Linked DNA regions of Homo sapiens: all the other regions are linked to region 1. The links are chromatin contacts, found by Hi-C or POLR2A ChIA-PET in ENCODE. All regions are on one chromosome and are shown on one strand. Each heading gives the region's core, a stretch centred on a gene start or an enhancer-like site at or near the end of the contact. The rest is flanking DNA. Distances are from core to core; before and after follow the strand shown.

Region 1 (3,701 bases), core at 414-2,913:
ATTTCCTTTATAAAACCTACAGTCTTTATTCAGAAGCAAGTCTTCAATGTTGCTATGGGCCTAATAAATTATTATAAACCATTTTGCAAAAATTAAATTTTGCCTAAACAACACTTTTAATAATAAGGTTGTCTAAAGTTAATATACAAACAGGGCTCTCTGAGGGTGTTAACTATCTAGTAATTCAGGCTCTGCTGGATACAGTGACAGAGCTCTATGAACCTCAACTAGAACTCAGGTCGGCCTCAGGTGAATATAAACACTGTATGTGAGTCACCTTGCAATTACAGCTGCCACCTGGAAGCAAATTTAAGCAGTAAGAACTACAAAACCAAATCCCTGTAAGATCCTGCATTGACCTTCCTCTTACTTCTTCCTGTCTGAGGATCCATAAACCTCAGGATTCTTTACTAATTTCTCATCAGCATCATTTTTTATTGTATTTCCAAATTTAAAAACAACTGTCTCCAAAGGCCTCAAAATTACTTTCAGTTATTACTATAATAAATATCAGCGATGTATGATGTATTAATTAGAAACTAAGGTGTTTTTTTTCCCCTCCCCACAGGAAAACTACTTCAGAGAAAGACTTTAAATTTCTGAGAAAATCTTTATACATATTGAGTATAGATGCTATCAACCACATACATGAAAATAATTGTTTGGGGATAATGCACACCATTTGCCAATGATTAAGATTCAGCCCAGTCTTTGTTGCTGCATTTCTACATTCACATAAATTGGTAAGTCATGATGACACAGAAGGCTCACATGCCACGTAAAAATTTCAAGCCTGGATCTGAATGGGTGCCTGAATCCTTCTCAGAATGCATATTTTGGAGGCAACTGTTTGGTTTATGTTACTGCTCCCTAAACTGGGCAGTGACTCAAGAGGCAGCTGGAAGAGAGAAGGAGGTGCTGGGCAAGTGCTAAAAAAGAGTGAAGCCTCAACAGCAGAGTCCCTCCCCTTCTCTACACACCACACAGCCTTTTTGTGACTTCTTGTCCCCATAAGATATGCTCCTCTAGACTAACTCCCCTTCCCAGGGTGGAGCAGAGTCTCACCGGCTCATTATCTCACAGCTCCCGGGATGGCCCCGGGTACAGCAACTGTGTGGCACTTGGCTGTGGAAATTCAAGTTTTTCCACCCTAAAACAAGTAGGTTGTGAAACCCGATTTCGGTCCTGGTTACCATTGAGAGGGGCCTACCACAGCCCTGTGCCTGGAAGTTCCTGCCTGTCGAAGCTCCTAGCCCCCTGCCCCATCCTCACCTTCTGCACCTGATGGAGAAGGTGCAGTCCCTCCGCGCACCTTACATGCCCATGCCACACTGGTGGACTCACGCACGCACGCCAACTCTGCCATCCCATGCACGCCCGGCTTCGGAGGGCGGCTACGAACTTACTGCTCGTCGAGCCAGCCGAGCCAGGGCGCAAGGGGAAAGGCCCGAGCGGGGCCGGGGATAGGATCGGATAGGAGTCGGGGTCGTGGATGGGGTCGGGGCGGACCCCGCCGGCCCGCTGGCCTCCCTCCCCTGACCCCCGGGACAGCCCCCGATGCACGTGCTGGGTGACAGGCCCCCTATAGGTTCCATACCTGCCACCGGAAGTGAGTGAGGAGGGCAGTATAGGCATTTCCTGTGACGCGAGCGCCTGGACTCCATTAGGCAGCAGCTGGGGGAAGAATCAACACACCAGGGAGCAGAGCGGAGCGGATCCGAGGACAGAGGCGGCAGCTGCCTCCGCTGCCGCCCGCCGCCGCCGCCGCCGCAGCCACTGCCGGGGCTCAGCCCAGCGGCGGGCCCCGCGCCCCCGCAGCCGCCCCGCGGCGCCCCCCGGCGCGACCCCCGGGCCGCGCACCCCGAGCTGCCTCCGGGAGGGGGGGGGGAAAGGGCCCGGATCCTCCTTCTCCCCCTCCTCCTCCTCCCCCTCCTCTCACCCTCACCCTCACCCTCCTACCCTGACCCCCTCCCCGCCTCCCCGGCCCCCCTCACCCCGACCCTCTCCCCGGCCCCCGCCTCCCCTCCCCCGCCTCGCCCCACCGGCTTCCCACCACGGCCTCTCTCGGCGAGGAAACTCTGGCCTCCGCTTCCTCCTCCTCCGACTCGGACACCGGCGGAGCCTCCCCGCCCCCGCGGAAGAAACCCCGAGCCTCGGCGGCGGAGGGAGTAGGAGAGCCCGGGGCTTCGGCAGGCAGAGCAGGCCTCTCCCCTCCGTCCTCGTCGTCCTCGTCCTCCTCCTCCTCCTCCTCCTCCGTGGTGGTAGTGGTGGGACTTCCCCCGGCTGCTGCCCCTCCCGCCGCCGCTGCTGTCCCCCACCGAAGTAGCGGCCACAGCCTGGTCAGCGGCAGCATCATGCAGGCCAATGGGGCAGGAGGAGGAGGAGGAGGTGGCGGCGGCGGCGGTGGAGGAGGAGGGGGCGGCGGGGGCCAGGGACAGACCCCGGAACTCGCCTGCTTGTCGGCCCAGAACGGGGAGTCGTCCCCCTCGTCGTCGTCGTCCGCGGGGGACCTGGCCCACGCCAATGGGCTCCTGCCTTCCGCCCCCTCCGCCGCCAGCAACAATAGCAACAGCCTGAATGTCAATAACGGGGTTCCCGGCGGGGCGGCCGCCGCATCCTCAGCCACCGTCGCAGCTGCCTCCGCCACCACCGCCGCCTCCTCTTCCTTGGCCACCCCAGAACTGGGCAGCAGCCTCAAGAAGAAGAAGCGGCTCTCCCAGTCAGATGAGGATGTCATTAGGCTAATAGGACAGCACTTGAATGGCTTAGGGCTCAAGTAAGTATCCCTTACCGCCAGCTGGTGATGGACAGACCGAGGGACGGAGGCTCCAGGGGGGTAGGGGAAGGGGCGGAGGGGGGAGGGGGGCTTGAAAGAGCTCGGTCAAAGAGAATGAGTGCTGGGCACGCAGGACCCAGTACACAGGAGGACGCGGCTCAGGGCGACCGGGGAGGAGGAGCGGACCTGAAAGGAAATAGGGGAAAATCAATCAGTCTGACAAATTGTGAGACGAGACAGGCGTTGAGGGGTTAGGAAGGGTTAGGAGAAACCCAAAGAATGACTTCTCCCCACGCACCTTCAGAGCTTAATTGTCTGTCAATAAAGACAGATGCGGGAGTGTGTTTCTGTATGTGTTGGGGGAGGGGTGGATTAGAGCTGGTGGAAATAATGAACCTTGGAGGATTTGTTTTTCAAGTGTATCTTGGAGGCATCTTTGTGGGACACCTCCCCACCCCCAACCGTGGCAGACAACAACCCAAGCAAACTACCAATCAGGAAAGACAATCACCTACAAGTGTTTATGGGAACGGAGGGGCTGGGATCATTTGGAAAGAGGTTGTTGAATAAATCTGATGCGAATAATGAAGATACAGTGTTGATGTCGTTTAAAGGCCCTTGTGTGTGTGTACAAGAGGCCTAACCCTAACTAGTCTGAAATCTCAGTTTAATACCAAGAAGATGATCGCCTCTGAAAAGGGGACATCTGATCTGGTGAACCATTTGTTTTCAAATACAATTTAGGTGGCCTTGTATACCTAACATAGGGTGAAGGTAGACAGCGACCTTGGACAAAAACCACCGTTTTGTATACACACAAAGAAAAACTAAGGGGGTGGAAGGTAGGATTGGTGGGAGTGCCTGATGAAGGAGGTGCAAGAGACGGAGTCAGAATGAAATGAAGGGGGGAGGACGTGCAGCAGCA
Region 2 (3,701 bases), core at 379-2,878, 2.0 Mb before region 1:
CTGTCACCCAGGCTAGAGTCCAGTGGCACTATCATGGCTCACCACAGCCTCAACCTTCAGGGCTCAGGTGATCCTCCCACTTCAGCCTCCCGAGTAGATGGGACTACAGGCACCTGCCACCACCCCCAGCTAATTTTTGTAGAGACAAGGTTTTGCCATGTTGTCCAGGCTGGTCTTGAACTCCTGGGCTCAAGGGATCCGGCCACCTCAGCCTCCCAAAGTGCTAGGATTATAGGCATGAGCCACTGTGCCCAGCCTACCTTCAACGTATCTAACTGGTTACTAACTTTTAGGATTCGGCCTATGTCTCACAACCTTCTTGCTTACTCAACATCCTTGTCTCTTAAGCCACTAGCTTCTTCTCTATGGTTAACACTTTTTATGAGTTTTATTCATCTGCTTATTTTTCTTATCCTCTATACCAGAATTGAATATTTTCAAATAAAGCACACTCATGTTACAATCTTTGAAATGAAAAAAAAAAATGCATAGGATTAGAAAAGAAACCAATTTTAATAAACTATATTTTGAAGTATAGTTCTATATTAAACAACAAGATCTAGGCCAGGTGCAGTGGCTCATGCCTGTAATCCCAGCAATTTGGGAAGTCGAGGTGGGAGGATTGCTTGAGGCCAGGGGTTCAAGACCAGCCTGGGCAACATGGAGAGATTCCCCATCTCTTTCTTTACACACACACACACACACACACACAAAATATCTGATAGCAACAGGTGCAGTCATTACCACAATTTCGAGTAGTGATGAGCTTAATAATATTTCGAGTTATCACCAACAACTGTAAAGTAACATGAAAACGTCTGTGATGACTATTGCCCACAAAGTCACAGGTACTGCTAATACTCCTGGTATTTGTAGTCAAATTCATAATAAAGGAAATGCTAGGTTTCAGTTGGTATTTTGTCCCGACGGTCTGTGGACGGCAGGTTAGAACGCCCGTCCAAGCCAGGAGGGTGGACCTAGCACTGCAGGGTCCACCTCGGGCCAATCAACTATATTCCCGAGGCGGGGGCCTGCGCTTCCCGGACCCAGCTGCCCTCAGGGGAGAGAGGACACACTTAAGAGTTTGGGGCCGGCGTGGTAGCTCATGCCCCTGATCCCAGCACTTCGGGAGGCTGAGGCGTGAAGATCACTTGTAGCAGGAGTTTGAGACCAGTCTAGCCAACTTGGCGAGACCCTGTCCCTAAAAAAAATTTTTTTTTAATTAGCCAGTTGTGGTGAGCGCCTGTAGTCCCAGCTACTCGGGAGGCTGAGGTGGGAGGATCGCTGGGCTCAGGAGTTCCAGACTGCAGTGAGCCATGATGGCGGCACTGCACTCCAGCGCGGTGAGACTCAGTCTCAAAAATAAAAGGGGGAGGGGTTGGGGGTAAAATTAGTTGTGAAATCAAGTAAGACTTCCTGGGACAGAACAATCAAAGGGGTGGCGCCGGGTCCTCCAAAGAGCTACTAGCTCAGCCCAAGCCCCGCCTCGGCCCCCAGGGCAGCGGCCCGCAGAGCTCCACCCGGCAGGCGCCCGGGAAACTCCGCCCCCCGGCCGGCAGGGGGCGCGCGCGCCGCCGGCCCCGCCCCGTGGACGCGGGTTCCGTGGGCGTTCCCGCGGCCAGGCATCAGCAATCTATCAGGGAACGGCGGTGGCCGGTGCGGCGTGTTCGGTGGCGGCTCTGGCCGCTCAGGCGCCTGCGGCTGGGTGAGCGCACGCGAGGCGGCGAGGCGGCAGCGTGTTTCTAGGTCGTGGCGTCGGGCTTCCGGAGCTTTGGCGGCAGCTAGGGGAGGATGGCGGAGTCTTCGGATAAGCTCTATCGAGTCGAGTACGCCAAGAGCGGGCGCGCCTCTTGCAAGAAATGCAGCGAGAGCATCCCCAAGGACTCGCTCCGGATGGCCATCATGGTGCAGGTGCGGGCCGCTGTGCGGGCGGCGGGGCGGGGACGCGGCGCCCCGGGTTAACTGTGTCCGGGAAGGCTGGGGGAGGGCGGGCCCAGGGAGCGAGCGGGCCCGGGCCCTCGGAGCGGCACTTGGGGCCTATGGGGCCGCGGCCGCCCCTCCTCCCGAGCGGCCCGGCCGACCCTTCCGGAAGGTTTTGCTGATGTTGCAGGAAAAGCCCGGGAAATAAAGTCTGCAGCTGGTGTTGCCTTTCGCTTTGTGAAAACGAGGAGCCTCTTCTCTTCTCCTTTCTGGGTGGCGGTGTTTTATTACTGCCGTTCGCCTCAGGGGTTGGGGGGGAATTGTACATGGTCTCTTTAAGCTAATCTGATTTTGACCTATCTTGTTCTGGAGGGTTTTTGTTCTACATGGATGGTGGCGACTGACATGTGGGTTTTTTTTTTTTTTGTTAAACCTATTTTTGGCAGTCATTTCAACACGTCATTTAAACGCTCACTCTCATTTTTTATTTTAATTAGGCAGAACTATGCAGAAAGGTGTCATTTCTGTACAGTACATTCACTTTGAGCCTAATTTGTGCTTTAAAGTAACATTTTCCCCAAATTTTCCAGATTCACAGACGCGTTCTCTTGGTGCATTTGCAGCTGTCTGGTTTGAGTAAGAGTGGCTCCAGGGGGGTTTCTCATGTGGGCTTTTTGATAGATTGAATCCCCTTCTGAGGTTTCCTGAGCCTTCTGTGAGGTGGTGGGCTTGAAGGCCCCTGTCATTTCCCAGGGGCTCCTGCCTCCAGCTTCCAGTTTGCCGATGTCTACCTTTGTATTAATAATTCTGGTTCTCATCTGCCCTGTTCCTCCTCGCTTCCAACATATTACCCAAGCTTAGTGCTCATGGTCAAGGTAGCTTGATTTTCCTCCCTTCCATGAGCTGTAATGTGTTTTAGGAATGACCAGATATCCCTCAGTGGATTTTCAGTACTTAGTACAAGGGAGGGCGACATTTACCGAGTGGATACCCAAGTGCCAGGTGTACTTCCGTTATCTTATTTCACAATATGCCTGTCATCTTGGTGTCCTCGGGGCATACCTAAGTCAGTACGTGGCACACAGTGCTTATTTGGTAGGCATTTTTTAAGTTCTAAGCACTCTGTTAGGTTTTAAGGACACAGAATCCACCTTTGGGAATTTCCAGTTTGGTTAAACGGGAAATGACTGGTAAACAAACGTTACCGTAAGAGAGGATGGATGCCACCTGATGGAGCTGTGCTCTAGGCATTGTGTGCCTAGGAGTCCGAGATGACCCAGCTAAGGGTGGAAGCTTGATTAGGAGTCGTTAATTCACAGAAGTGGAGCAGAAAGATGAGAATAGGGAAGTAGACAGGGCCTACAATTTGAAGAGCCTTGTTGCCCACTAAGGAACCTAGAACTTACTTTGAATATACAAGGCAGCCTGTTATGAAGTTCTCACTCCTGGTGCAGGAGCTCTTAACCCAGGGTCTGTGGGATGGTAGGTAGAAGGCAAGAGGTCCATGAGTTTAGATAAGAAAAAATTGATATCTCCATCTCCACTAACCTCTAGATAAAATTATTTCCTCTAATCATAAATGTAAGCAGCAAAGCAAAGGCATATTAGCAGTCCCTATTTTTTTTTCACCAGTGATAATTACAGATATTTTCATATCACTTTACAGTTGGAAGTTTTTCAAAATATAATTTACTCTCATTGCTACAAAAATCACAGTTATTAGAGGCTGTACTAGATCTTGTTATTTAATGCTTAAAAGCTCACGGGTTACTGTACCCAAA
Region 3 (3,701 bases), core at 364-2,863, 1.3 Mb before region 1:
GGCGCAGTGGCTCACACCTGTAATCCCAACACTTTGGGAGGCCAACGCGGGTGGATCACGAGGTCAGGAGTTCCAGACCAGCCTGGCCAAGATGGTGAAACCCCGCCTCTATTAAAAATACAAAAAATTAGCCAGGTGTGGTGGCAGGCGCCTGTAAACCTAGCTACTCGGGAAGCTGAGGCAGGAGAACCGTTTGAACCCAGGAAGTGGAGGTTGCAGCGAGCTGAGATTGAGCCATTGCACTCCAGTCCGGGCGACAGTGCGAGATTTCGTCTCAAAAAAAATAAAACTATTGAAAAAAAAAAAAAAAGATCCTGAGCCCCGGTTTTCCGAGATTTTATCTGCTTTTAATTTTCTTTCTTCTCCGAGGGATACAGTCACAATACACTGGATCTATAATACCCTCCAATAATACCAGCTCCTTAAGGGTTGAACGGAATCTCATTCACCTTTGTGTCTCCCACAGAACCTAATTTAACTTGGGGTCAGTAACACGAGAGTGGGAAATGAATGCAGCATAAAAGAGATAACTGAGTTACAACAAACACAAAACAAAAGAAGCATCATACATAACCAGGTCTGAGGTTTTCAGTATAAAATCCCTTCAATATGCTGAGTTCTAAAAAGAAGCAGAACTTTTAATTAACACGAAGATGCTTCAAATAATTCTTAGACATGACAATAAAATAACCAAAACCTCAAGAGACGAAAAGTAAGACCCGAATGCTAAACTCCCATCACTTGGACTCCTTTGCTTTTTAATAATGAGCTAACCTCTGACATCCACCTCCATTATAATTTTTGTGGGGGCTAAGAATGTATTTCAGAGGTCCATGAATCCCTTAAAATTGTTTGCAAACATTTACTTATACATTTACTTATACCATTTTTCTGAGGAAAGGTGCAAATATTATTCTTATGGTCCCAAAGCCTGTGACTCCCAAAATACTAAGAACCAATATTCTGGGGGGTACAGATGCTTCCAAATTGGAATCTTTCAAGAATGTCTGAGCGGTAGTAGAAAAAACATCATCAGTTTTATATACATGAGGTACCCTTACCGCCTAGGCGGTACAGGAAAAGTGAACCAAGACAAAGGACAGGAAGCTGCAGGGGGAGGAGCCCTGGCTTCAGGGACTCGTAAAACAACCGAAGCCATAAAGGAAGCTGAGGGACTGGGGCGGGAAGATCGATTGCAGAAATGTTTAGGGCTGAGATGAACCTGGCTGTTGCCAGCTTCAGGGCCTCACTGGGCCGCTAGATCAGGGAAGAAGGGGACGAGAGAGCAGAACATTAACTTGGCAGGGTCCATTTGTGTTCATTCCCAGCACCTCCTGGGAGCGCTGGGGAAGCTCCAGGGGCCGAGTGGATGGCGGGAAGACATCCTGGGCTGGGGCCCAAAGCAGCGGCCCCGCCAGCGATTTACCTTCATAGGGTCAGCGAGGTAAAGCTTCTCGGCAGCGCGGCTGAACTCCTCCCAGGTCTGGTACTGCGGCATCGTGGCCTAGAGTGGAAAAGTAAAGAGAAGCAAGGCCTCAGAACCCGGCCCAACAAACTACCTACGTCCGGGAGTCGCCAACCGACGCGAGTCCCAGCAGCCCCAAGATGGCGGCGCCTCCTCGCACCAACGCCTCGCTCCATTGGACAGCCCCGTCCATGCTCGCCCAATGGGCAGGAGGGATGTTGTCAGGGAGTGGGCGGAGCCCAGGGCGTGTGGCTCGAGAGCTGAGCGAGACAAGCGGAGGGCACGGCAACCAATGCCGGCTGCCACAGCGCCCCCGGTAGGGCTGAATGAGTGGCGTCCGTCCCGTGGCCCTCAGGGCTGAACCGCAGCTGCCTTCAACAAAGATTAAGCGGCTCTGCGATAGTCGCTGCATATACGAGGAAGGAGGCGACAGGGCCCAGCTGTCACACAGCTTGGTGAAGAAGCCAGGAGACATAAACACAAGAGTGCAACGGAAAACTTTATATGATAAACATTTATGTCGGGTTAGTGGAGCGCGAAGGAAGAAGGATCTCTTGTGGGTGGGGGGAGACTCACAGAAGCGGTGCAAGCTCAACAGGTAGGCAAGGAAGGGCAGAACACGTAGGCCCATTTTAGATCTGCAGTGTATGTCAGATGACTGGTGTTTAGGAGATGAGGAAGAAGCCATATTATCACTTCTGCAAGGATAAAAAATCTGATCCTCCAAGCAGGAGGATCGCTTGAGCCCGGGAGTCCGAGGCTGCAGTGAGCCATGATCGCGCTACGCACCCAGCCTGGGCTTCAGAGGAAGACGCTGGCGCAAAAGTAAATAAATAAAGAAGATGGCCTGCAGGGGACACCAGGTAAAGGGTATTATATTTTGAGATGGAAAGATTTTGTGCATGTTTATAACTTTTAGAGAAGGACACATAAGAGATAGAAAAATAAAAAATACAAGAGAAAGAAGAAAGCGAGGTCTCGGGAAATATGAAGGGGAAGACCAAAGGCCCAGATGAATAAAAACAGGTGCATTATTGCCTTTGATGGGGTGAGGAGGAGGGAAAAGTCGGGTGAGGGTATAGGTGAGCATGTAGATACGAGGGCAAGAAGGTACATTTTCTTGTCACCTAAGACAGGAGACCACCTTCGTAAATAGGAAGGGTGGTTTTGGATCTTTGAGGAAGCAAGGATGGGTTTGGATCCTTGAGGAGAAGGTTTGGAAAAGCCATTGTGAGAAATGAATAAGGAAGCCTATTAGAAAAAAACAGGTGGGAAGCGGTGGTGCACACCTGCAATCCCAGCACTCTGGGAGGCTGAGGTGGGCAGATCACTTGAAGTCAGGAGTTCAAGACCACCCTGGTCAACATCGTGAAACCCCATCTCTACTAAAAATAAAAAAATTAGTTGGGCTTGGTCGTGGGTGCCTGTAATCCCAGCTACTCTACTCGGGAGGCTGAGGTAGGAGAATCTCTTGAACCCAGGAGATGGAGGATGTAGTGAGCCAAGATCGCATATCACTGCACTCCAGCCTGGGCAACAGAGCAAGACTCTGTCTCTAAAACAACAACAACAACAACAACAAAAAAAGAAACTCAAAAGCAATATGTCAAGTAGAGTAAAAAGCTGAAACTGGAGATCATATCTGGGAATAGCCCCAATTAGGGTCTGTCTCCAGCAACACCCAGAAGCTTGGATTTTGGACTGGAAAAGACAGATATTAGGGATTTATAGGGTACATGAGGAAGAAGAACAAAGGGTCAAGAATGTTGTAGGTGGTACTGGCAAGAGAATGATTGAAATGATAAATTATGGGATCCATGCTAGATAGCTGGTAATTAATTGAGTCAAAAGAGAGAAGTTAAGGAACCAGGATTAAAGGAAATCTGAATTCAATATAGCAGGAAATAAGTTTTAGTCAGATTGGATATTGGGGTTTAACATTTTAGAGTAGCAATAGTCCCTGGTGAGGCTGGATTTATAGTTGGGTTGTCCACACAAAGTCAAAGTCTTCTATGAGTAAGAAAAGGAATAAGATGAAGGAGAAGGCTATGAGCCAGGGACCCAAATCCTCATTTAATGAGACACGTGTGTGTGTGTGTGTGTGTGTGTGTGTGTGTTGAGGGAAGCTATAAAGAGCAATGAGCAGAGGCAGAGAGGGCAGAGTTGGGCAGAATGACCCCCAGGTGTAGGGGTTTTTCCCTGAAGATGAAAACAATGGAAGTTAAGACAATGCCAA

What was found. Hi-C counts contacts between places; a loop is a spot of excess contacts on that map. ChIA-PET counts read pairs that join two places held with the same protein, here RNA polymerase II (POLR2A). Pooled maps may share reads with other maps.
Region 2: a pooled map shows a loop between it and region 1 (11-fold over the local background). The contact joins the promoter of PARP1 here to the promoter of WDR26 in region 1. A Hi-C loop is called at or near these places in 2 of 37 single-sample maps with no recorded cell type and 8 of 50 pooled maps.
Region 3: a loop to region 1 is called in a map with no recorded cell type, with 5 times the contacts of the local background. The contact joins the promoter of SRP9 here to the promoter of WDR26 in region 1. A Hi-C loop is called at or near these places in 3 of 37 single-sample maps with no recorded cell type and 6 of 50 pooled maps. POLR2A ChIA-PET finds 5 or more read pairs at or near these places in 1 of 52 experiments (PC-3).

Annotation. Positions count from the first base shown.
Region 1 is chr1:224,432,759-224,436,459 of GRCh38, reverse strand. WDR26 (WD repeat domain 26) reads left to right here and starts at 1,663. Exons shown (of 14, transcript NM_001379403.1): 1 at 1,663-2,776. The coding sequence starts at 2,055. It also overlaps a transcript of CNIH3 not described here. RefSeq lists an enhancer at 755-944 and a silencer at 1,285-1,684.
Region 2 is chr1:226,406,020-226,409,720 of GRCh38, reverse strand. It overlaps PARP1 (poly(ADP-ribose) polymerase 1), which reads left to right and starts at 1,628. Exons shown (of 23, transcript NM_001618.4): 1 at 1,628-1,911. The coding sequence starts at 1,792. RefSeq lists a cis regulatory region at 1,033, enhancers at 961-1,105, 1,284-1,413, 3,004-3,063 and silencers at 1,444-1,703, 1,954-2,053.
Region 3 is chr1:225,775,738-225,779,438 of GRCh38, reverse strand. SRP9 (signal recognition particle 9) reads right to left here and starts at 1,613. Exons shown (of 3, transcript NM_003133.6): 1 at 1,427-1,613. The coding sequence starts at 1,498. RefSeq lists enhancers at 1,274-1,643, 1,894-2,113, 1,860-2,620.